3 separate regions of the Homo sapiens genome follow, and all the other regions are linked to region 2. A link is a contact called in ENCODE Hi-C data. All regions are on one chromosome and are shown on one strand. Each heading gives the region's core, a stretch centred on a gene start or an enhancer-like site at or near the end of the contact. The rest is flanking DNA. Distances are from core to core; before and after follow the strand shown. Region 1 holds the start of USP12-DT (USP12 divergent transcript). Region 2 holds the start of USPL1 (ubiquitin specific peptidase like 1). Region 3 holds the start of RPL21 (ribosomal protein L21).

Region 1 (2,700 bases), core at 102-2,601, 3.4 Mb before region 2:
AGAATTTCAACAGTACTTATTTAAAGTTTCCACCTTCACACACGCCCCTTTCCCCCAGCGCGGGGTCGGGGACTCGGCCCAGCCAGCGGCGCGAGGAAATCTGCACTTGACTTCCGTCCTCTCCCAGGCGGGAATGAGCGCTGCCCGCCCCGGCCGAGACCCTTCCTTCCTGCCCGCCGACCCCCACCCCTCCCGGGGACCCCTCCCGCTCGGCGCGCGACCAGAAGGAAATGGAGCCCGCGCGGCTCCGCGCCCCCTCCCCGACGACCCCGGCCCGGGGCCGCGCTCTGGCTCGCGCGCGCCCACCCCTCACCCCGGCACAGGCCGGGCGCGCCTCGGCCCTCGTCCCCGCGTCCCGAGCGGACCCCAGCAGTTCAGCCGGGGACTCCCGGAGGCCGGTGCCCGCCCGACGCCGCGTCTGGCACGGTCGCCCACTCACCGCTACCCTCGCGCCGCCCTGGCCCACCAGGCGGCGCCCCCTCCCCAGCCGCCTGGGCCGCTCACCCCCGCGCTCCCCGCCTGCGCGCCGTCCAACCGCCCCCGCCCGGGCCGCCCGGGCCGCCCAGCCCGCCCGCCCGCCCCGGCGCTAGGCCCCGCGAGCGGCCACTGGGAGAGGCGGGTCCAGCGCCGCCCGCCCGCCCGAGAGGTCCCGGCAGCCCCGGCCGCCCGCTCGCCGCCACCTACCATGGTACAGATGGAGGCGAATTTGGAGACTGTCATTAGGATTTCCATCCGGCCAGCGCCATCTTCCACCCAATCACAGCGGCGGCGGCGGGCGGGGGAGGAGGGGAGCCGGGCCGCCCGCTCGCACCGCAGCCCGCGGGCGGACCCCGAGCCGCCGCGGACCCAACCACCGAGCCCGCTGGGCCGCCGCTGCCGTCGTCGCCGCCGGCGCTCAGGCACTCCCGGCCTCGGGCCCCAGCCCCCGCCTGCCGGCCGCCGGCCCGCCCCCGGCTCCGCCCCGGCGCAGGGCGCAGCCGCTGCCTCCGGGCCCGCGCCTGCACGCGAAGCCGCCCTCCGCCCACCCCGCCCAGCGCACAGGGGAGCGGGCTCCGCCGAGGCCCTAATGCCCGGCCTGCCAGGCAGCGGCGCGGCCAGGCGGCGCAGCCCCGCCCACCCCTCGGCAACCCCTCCGCGGCCCTTGTGCGCGAGCCGGGGAACTCCGGTCCGTCCCCACCCCGCGCGCGGCAGAGGGCAGGACCGAAGGCGGGCGCCACCTCCTGCCCGCGTCCCTGCGGTCCTAGAGCCGGGGACCCAGAGACCCCCGCGTAGGAAGGGGTGCGGCGGGGAGGCGCGGGGGTGGCGGCGGCGATCTGGGAGAACCCTGGAGGGGACCAGCTGCGACACCCACCGCGGGCGAGGGGACGGCGAGCCCCCGCTGCCTAAACAGAAAACGGAGGCGATGATCTGGGTAACTACGGGCGGAGTGGGAGGAAACCTGCTCTGCACAGTTAAGATAACCCGGGTATGCGTCCCAAGCACTTGGTTTGTTTCTTTTTACGTATATTGGATGAATCACCGGAGTCAAACACAACTTAGAAAAAGACAAAATAATTAAACAAAAATGAAGAGGCAAAGAACAAATTACACATGTTTAACTCTTTGAATTAAGAAGAAAGATAAGTAATGGGGGAAGGAGAGGAGCGAAACCTGTTGGCCTGTTGGCGATAAATTTATAATAGGCTTCTAAATATCTGCACATTGAGCTGCAAAATAGGGAGGATCTCAAGCCAGCAGTGATGATGATATTACCAGAGACAGGAAGCCCGCAAGCAAGAAAAATGCCCTGTGAGAAATCCTTAGGCAGTGCTGGCTACTGGCATGGGTAGTTCCTCTTTCTCCTTTTATAAAATTCATATTTGCACCCTGTTCTTCATGCCTGGCAGCTCAGCTTTATTTTTTCCTATTTGAGAAAGTAGTTCAAGTGAGTAGAATAACTTCATAAATTATTATGTTAGAAAGCTTGTGATATTTTCTGATTGAACTCGTGATGGGGTACTTTTCTGGGTTCCCCTAATTCAGTGGGGTTGAGGATCTGAATTCAGGCAGAGCTGTAAAATCAGAAATGCCTCACCTCAAGGGTTCAAAGCACTCAAAAACAAAAAGCATTCAAACAAAATTTAAGTGAAAAATAGACTTCTGGTACATGAATACTGTTTCCATAGTGATTCCATTATAAGCTTGCTTGGGGGGGGAATGCAGATTGAATATAGCCAAGCCCCATGGTAGCCGGACTGGATCTCCAAGCGCCTGCCTCCATGGAAGCCAAGAGCCCTGATACCCCAGCCAGGGGCTTTCCTCTCTATACTTGCAAGCATCACCCACCTGAATTCTTTCTTGCTCTTTTCTACCCCCTGTTTGGACAAGGGTTTCTACATCTTAGACCTCTAGGGCCTACCTGGGCCTTGTCCGAGTGTCACCATGCCCATCTGTGTGCCCGTCCTGATAAATAGCTGTGGTCATCCTGTCCTTCCCACTTGCTGTTCTATTCCAGCAAACAGGTCTGATGTGCCAGAATTTTAGACCTGCCTCCATCCCGCTAACCACCCATATGCCTCCTTGTCCATTAATCCGAACATGTCACAGGAACAAAAGCCACTGGCTTTACATATAAGTTTATATAAGAACAAGGCCTTTCTAAAATGAATTTCTAGGCTGAGTATGGTGGCTCACACCTGTAATTCCAGCACTTTGGGAGGC
Region 2 (2,700 bases), core at 96-2,595:
CAATTCATAAAAAAGAAAAACCTAACTAGCTAGATCTTAAATATACAAATACATTAACAATCTAGTAAAGCAACAGAAAAAGGTAAACAAACTAACCAGCCTATTTTTGTCTGGAGAAACCCCAACAAACTGCTGGATTCCTTGGCCATTTGCATTCAGAAGTACCAAAAACTAAAATCCTTTTTACTAAATAATTTCTTCTACACGAGACTTGTTTCCTCCACACCACCCTATCCAAATTGTCAGCATTATTCCAGAATATAATCATTTAGTTTGAGACCACTAAAAAACCCCGCAGTCCAAAATACCAATTGTGGTTTTTCTGTAAAGAAATGGTCAGAAACTACAAATTGTTATCCTAGGACACAGAACCAATCGACCAAAAGGACTTCTGGAATATGCTGCCCCCAAGATTTAGAATGCACAGGCAGAAATAGCATACGCGGTCACGATGTCCCTTAAGCCACATGACCTTCCTACGAAAGCAAAGGCTTAAACTTATCAAATGAGAACTCCCCCTTTCTCTGAAGTTAAAACAAGGCAGGGCAGCTGGAATTAGAGCAGCAGGGACAGATCGGCTGTTGACTAGTCAGAACGGGTCGTGGAATGCAAAGTCCCTGCGCTTTCGCTGCTCCCCTTACCGTGAGAAGATCTGGGAGGGAGGAAAGGAGGAGAAACACCCCAGAATCCTGGTAGAAAAGCCCCTGGCCTCGAAGATGGGCTCTAGGGAGACAGGGAGGGGCAGCTCCGTGTGTGATGACCCTTTGTGAACATGCACTCTGTGGCAGCTTCAGCTCCACCGAGGCTTTGGGAGAGCGGACTACGGATGCCCGGCGCGGCCCAGCTGTGAAGGCCGCGCCGGCGGAGAGGGTCCATGGCACCCCCGCCGGCTTCGGAAGCCCTTCCCTCTCCCACCTCCGCGGGTCACCCCAGGAACCAGCGGCTCCCGACCACGCTCGCGCGGACCACGGAACAGCGACGCGCAAGCAGGTCTCTTTCGTCAGCGTAATCCCTCCGCAGAAAGCCGCGCACTAGTTTTAATCACGCCCCACCCCCTGGCCGCTGGCGCCACCTCCGCCACTCGGGCGCTTTCCAGCAGCTTCCAGAAACGTCGCCTCCCCAAACCCAGCCACTCACACATGGCGGGCTCAGCAGCCACCGGCCCCGCCCCTCCTCGTCGCCGCAGTCGCAACTGCGTCTGCGGCCACAGGGCGGACAGCCACGCCTCTGCGGAGGGCGACCGGAAGTGCTCACGTCTTCACCTTCCCCGCCACGCCACCGTCCTTTCAGGCCCAGCGTGCAGCAGGAAGGAGGACTCTTTTGCCGCGGACTCAAGCCGGAAGCCGCCTTCCTAGTGGAGACGCGAGTGGGGGAGGAGCAGTCCGAGGGGAACGTGGGTTGAACGTTGCAACTAGGGTGGAGATCAAGCTGGAACAGGAGTTCCGATCGACCCGGTACCAAGAAGGGGAGTGCCCGCGGCAGGTAAGGGAGAAGAGGGAGGGGTTTCTTTCCGCTCTCGAAATTGGGAAAAGAGACAGAGCTGGGATGACCTATGGGGTAGTCGGCGCGCTGAAAGGATGGGCTGGGCTGGGACGGGGTTCAAGTGGGAAAGGTTGATGATTAAGGTATAGAGTTGGACTTACAGATCCGTTTGGGCGCAGAGAGGTGAACGCTGAAGAGAAACCAGAGTTTGTTTTCGTTTTCCAAGGAGCGTGGAGATGGGCAGGGTTAACGGACCCTGCGCCTCCTTCGGCTTCTTAGTTTGGGTGTTGAAACTCACCTCCTTTGGTCCTGTTCGTCTCTGATTCAAGACAGTTGGGTTTGGTACCTGACAGGGCTGGGTGCAGAAAGCTGACCCTGTTCCTCGGCTTCCAGGTCGGTTGTGGCCTCGCTTTTGACAGTTCACGTGCCGAGCCTACTCGCTCTCGGAGGGCGAGCTCAAATGGGTGGGTTTAAGGCCCCCTCTTCGAACAGCTGTTTCCCTGGGTTTCTCCATTTTGCACACAGGAGTGTGAATTAAGTTTAATTGAATACTTTTTGCGATTCCCAGGGCCACCTTGACACGTTCATTGTGCTATCTAACTGGGTTCATGCTGGGCTAATAATTCACATTAAGGCTTCTGGAGTATAAGTGGTTCACAGAAGTATGAAAAGGGGATGTTAGAAGAAAGATGCTGGGGGTGAAGTAGAGTTGAGGAAGACAGAACTGGAAAGCTAGGTTGGTTTCACAGTACAATGAGCTTTAGGTCATAATACTACCTTTAGGTTATATTGGGCTGTTTGGACGGAGTTTGCTGTAATCAGGCTAGAGTAAATAGAGAATTTTAAACTAAGCATTGACAGGCTCAGACTTGTAGAGGCATCATTTTGACAGTGATATGGAAGGGAAAGAGGTAGAGATTTGAGACCTTTCCAAAGAACTGTCCACAGAATTTGGTGACTTACTGTGCGAAGAGGGAAATAAAGAATAGGGAACAACTCAAGACTTTCTAGTCTGTGTGTTTGGAAGGATGGAGACGCCCACATTTAAGTGAGATATGGGAAGGAGGAGCAGATTGTTTTTGAAGGGAGGAAGAGCAGTTACTTAGGGTCAAATTAAGTTGTAAAATCCCCCCCGGGATTTTGTATGTAAGTCAAAGTGAATTGTATTTGGAAGAAGAACTGGGGAGCCCACCTCTGGTATTTTTTTTATGTCCCTCA
Region 3 (2,700 bases), core at 78-2,577, 3.4 Mb before region 2:
AAAGTAAGGAAAGTTTGAGAAACTGCCACAGCCACAAGAGGCATATAAGGAGACATCATAACTAAATGTAATGTGGTATTCTGGATGGAATCCTGGAACAGAAAAAGGGTATTAGGTAAAACCGAAGGAAATCTGAATAAAATGTGAACCTTAGTTAATAACAGTGTAAAATATTGGTTCATTAATTGCAACAAATGTACCATATTAGCATGAGATGTTAATAATAGGGGAAACTGGATGCTGGGTATATGGCATTATCTCAATTTAAATAAACTACATTAAGAAAATAATATCTATTTTTAAAGGTGTAGTGAATAAAACAATGGCCACCCATATATTTAACACCCGGTTTAATAATGGTCAATACAGTTAAAGCCTCCCTTTATTGTCCCCTCCTTACCAGATATGACTGCTTTTCTCAACTTGATTTTCATTCTCTTGTATTTCTTGACTTCTTTAACTACATATGTATGCATAACTAAGCAATATATAGCATTGTTTTACAAGTTTTAGAGTTGAATGTATATGAATTGTCATACTATTTATTTTTCTACATCTTTCTCTTTTTGCCTCATCACATTTCTGAGTTCAGTCTTCTTTTATTGGCGTATAATACTACATCCTAACATCCCATAAGGTATTTATTCTGTTATTGATGGACGTTTCTAATTTTTTGCTTCTACCCACAGCGCTGTTACGTACATCCTTGTTCACTTACCAAAGTTTCTACAAGACATATAGGTAGGAGCAGAGTGCTGGGGTTTAGTAATTGAAAACTTTTACTAGATTTTGCCACATTGCTTTCCCAAAGAGGTTTTAACATTTGCGCACCTACTAGCAGGTGCGTATGTTTAGACGTGTGGAGGAGAAACTATTTAAAGACATACAAACTAGATAATATACTTGCTTCATTCTCGTTTGACCTTCGTACCCAAGCAATTATTTCTGCAAACAAACAAATAAACAACTACTAATAGCACTTCCCGCACCGCCAGCCGCAGTTTTCCCTGCGGAGACGCGGATACAAGGCAGCTTCCGGCGAAGGCGGTGACGCAAAGGATGGCGTAAGCACGCTCGGGACGACGGCGTCCTCTTGATCGCCCTTGAAGGCCCCTTTCCGGGCTGTCTGACACGATGCAAGTGTCAGCTTGTGTTGGCCGGTTGCCTTTCTTTCGCAAGAGGGGAAAATATCCTCACAGACTTTCTGTGTTCTCAGAGACGATCTTCTTCCCTAGAAAGAAGTCGCTTACGGTTGGCGTTTCCCTCAGGCAGCGCCGTGGGCAGCCCACAGGCCCTTGTAAGGCGCGCGCCGCGGCCCCGCCTCTTTCCTTTCGGCCGGAACCGCCATCTTCCAGGTAGGGCCTACGCGTGGCTCCCGGGCGCTAGGTGTTCGACAGACTTGAACCGCGACCTTGTGGCCTCAGAGGTCGTTCATTGGGACCGTGGGGAGACTCTCTAACCTGTTTGAGGTCCATTGGCATGGGCGGGTTAAACCATGTTCTGCCAGACGGGGAGCAGCGTGCGCCGGGTCGGGTCTGGGCCGTGGGCTGAGAACCGGACTGCGATGTTGCGGCCCTGCGGGGGGACATTTGCGAGAAAGACGAGACTGAGTCGCTTGGGGTGAGGCGACTCGAGTTAATCTTTAAAAGACTTCGTTTTATGTTCCCGTGGCTGCATCTCCGGTACTGTGGGTGGCCCCTCTCACATAGGCTGTGTGGGGGCCGCGTGGCCTGATGCCTTTCTAACTCCTTTCAGTGTGGCTTTTTTATTCCAAATCTTGCGATGATGTTGGGTGAGGACTTAAGGGGTAGTAGGAATGGGTTTAAAGTCAGGCGTCGGCTTTAATCTTCTGTGAAGCCTACAGGTGTGAAAACCCGGGCTCTCGGTCGGAGAGTGGGTCCCGGAGTCGTCCTGGGTGATGAACCCTCACTGCCCTTAGTTAATGCATAAGACGATTTCCGACTGTTTTTAAAATTTTGACCCCACATGGTGATCGGACGAAGGGAAAGTGTTTTGAGGTTGCAACACCAATATTTGCACCAAGAGGAGATACTGTTTTGCGAATTCTAGGGCAGCATGCTTTGAGTGAAGGGAAACATTTAGCCATAGTTCATCATTTTGTCTAGTTTGTGGACGTCAACAGAGTCGAGCAAACTGCAGGTTGCTCTTTATGGTGGATCCTAGTTGCCATGATTTTAATACTCTTACAAACTGTAAAGCATCGTTTTGAAAAGTGCCTTCAGTTTTAAGTGTATGGGGTCCATGCTTAAAATGGATTCCAAACTCAGAAAGATGGATCTAGTGGAGGATTATGGGCTCTGGAATCAGGAATGAGTTAACTGATTATGCCACTTGGTGATTCCACAAAGTGACTTGAATCTACACAGTATCACCCTTTGTGTACTAACTTAGCACAAGTTTTTGGAACTTTATACACATCTAAAGGCTTTGGGGATTGGAACAGAGTACCTGGCATTTAAAGGGTTCATCCATTGTAACAATGGTTTGACTTTGGTGAGTTAGGTGAAACATGTCTTCTTGCTATACAATTTTTATAAAAATGGTACTTTGGGAGCCATTCTTAAAGGATTGTTGGTAAACTTAGAAACCAAATTGTGTTAGAATATTGTCAACACGTCAAGCCTGACTGCTGTATTTTACCTTATGGTAGGAGTAATGGCCAGGAATGGCATTTCTGCC

What was found. Hi-C counts contacts between places; a loop is a spot of excess contacts on that map. Pooled maps may share reads with other maps.
Region 1: a map of CD8-positive, alpha-beta T cell shows a loop between it and region 2 (15-fold over the local background). The contact joins the promoter of USP12-DT here to the promoter of USPL1 in region 2. A Hi-C loop is called at or near these places in 2 of 168 maps with a recorded cell type or tissue (CD8-positive, alpha-beta T cell and naive thymus-derived CD4-positive, alpha-beta T cell) and 10 of 50 pooled maps.
Region 3: a map of CD8-positive, alpha-beta T cell shows a loop between it and region 2 (14-fold over the local background). The contact joins the promoter of RPL21 here to the promoter of USPL1 in region 2. A Hi-C loop is called at or near these places in 3 of 168 maps with a recorded cell type or tissue (CD8-positive, alpha-beta T cell and naive thymus-derived CD4-positive, alpha-beta T cell) and 10 of 50 pooled maps.

Annotation. Positions count from the first base shown.
Region 1 is chr13:27,170,908-27,173,607 of GRCh38, forward strand. USP12-DT (USP12 divergent transcript) reads left to right here and starts at 1,352. Exons shown (of 2, transcript NR_046548.1): 1 at 1,352-1,465. It overlaps USP12 (ubiquitin specific peptidase 12), which reads right to left and starts at 904. Exons shown (of 9, transcript NM_182488.4): 1 at 685-904. The coding sequence starts at 732. RefSeq lists silencers at 231-280, 311-380, 451-540, 601-650, 791-1,430 and an enhancer at 1,491-1,680.
Region 2 is chr13:30,616,575-30,619,274 of GRCh38, forward strand. It overlaps USPL1 (ubiquitin specific peptidase like 1), which reads left to right and starts at 1,346. Exons shown (of 9, transcript NM_005800.5): 1 at 1,346-1,482. It also overlaps a transcript of HMGB1 not described here. RefSeq lists enhancers at 744-813, 834-973, 1,024-1,353, 1,374-1,423.
Region 3 is chr13:27,250,231-27,252,930 of GRCh38, forward strand. It overlaps RPL21 (ribosomal protein L21), which reads left to right and starts at 1,328. Exons shown (of 6, transcript NM_000982.4): 1 at 1,328-1,355. RefSeq lists enhancers at 632-1,831, 650-1,235, 1,043-1,582, 1,236-1,821.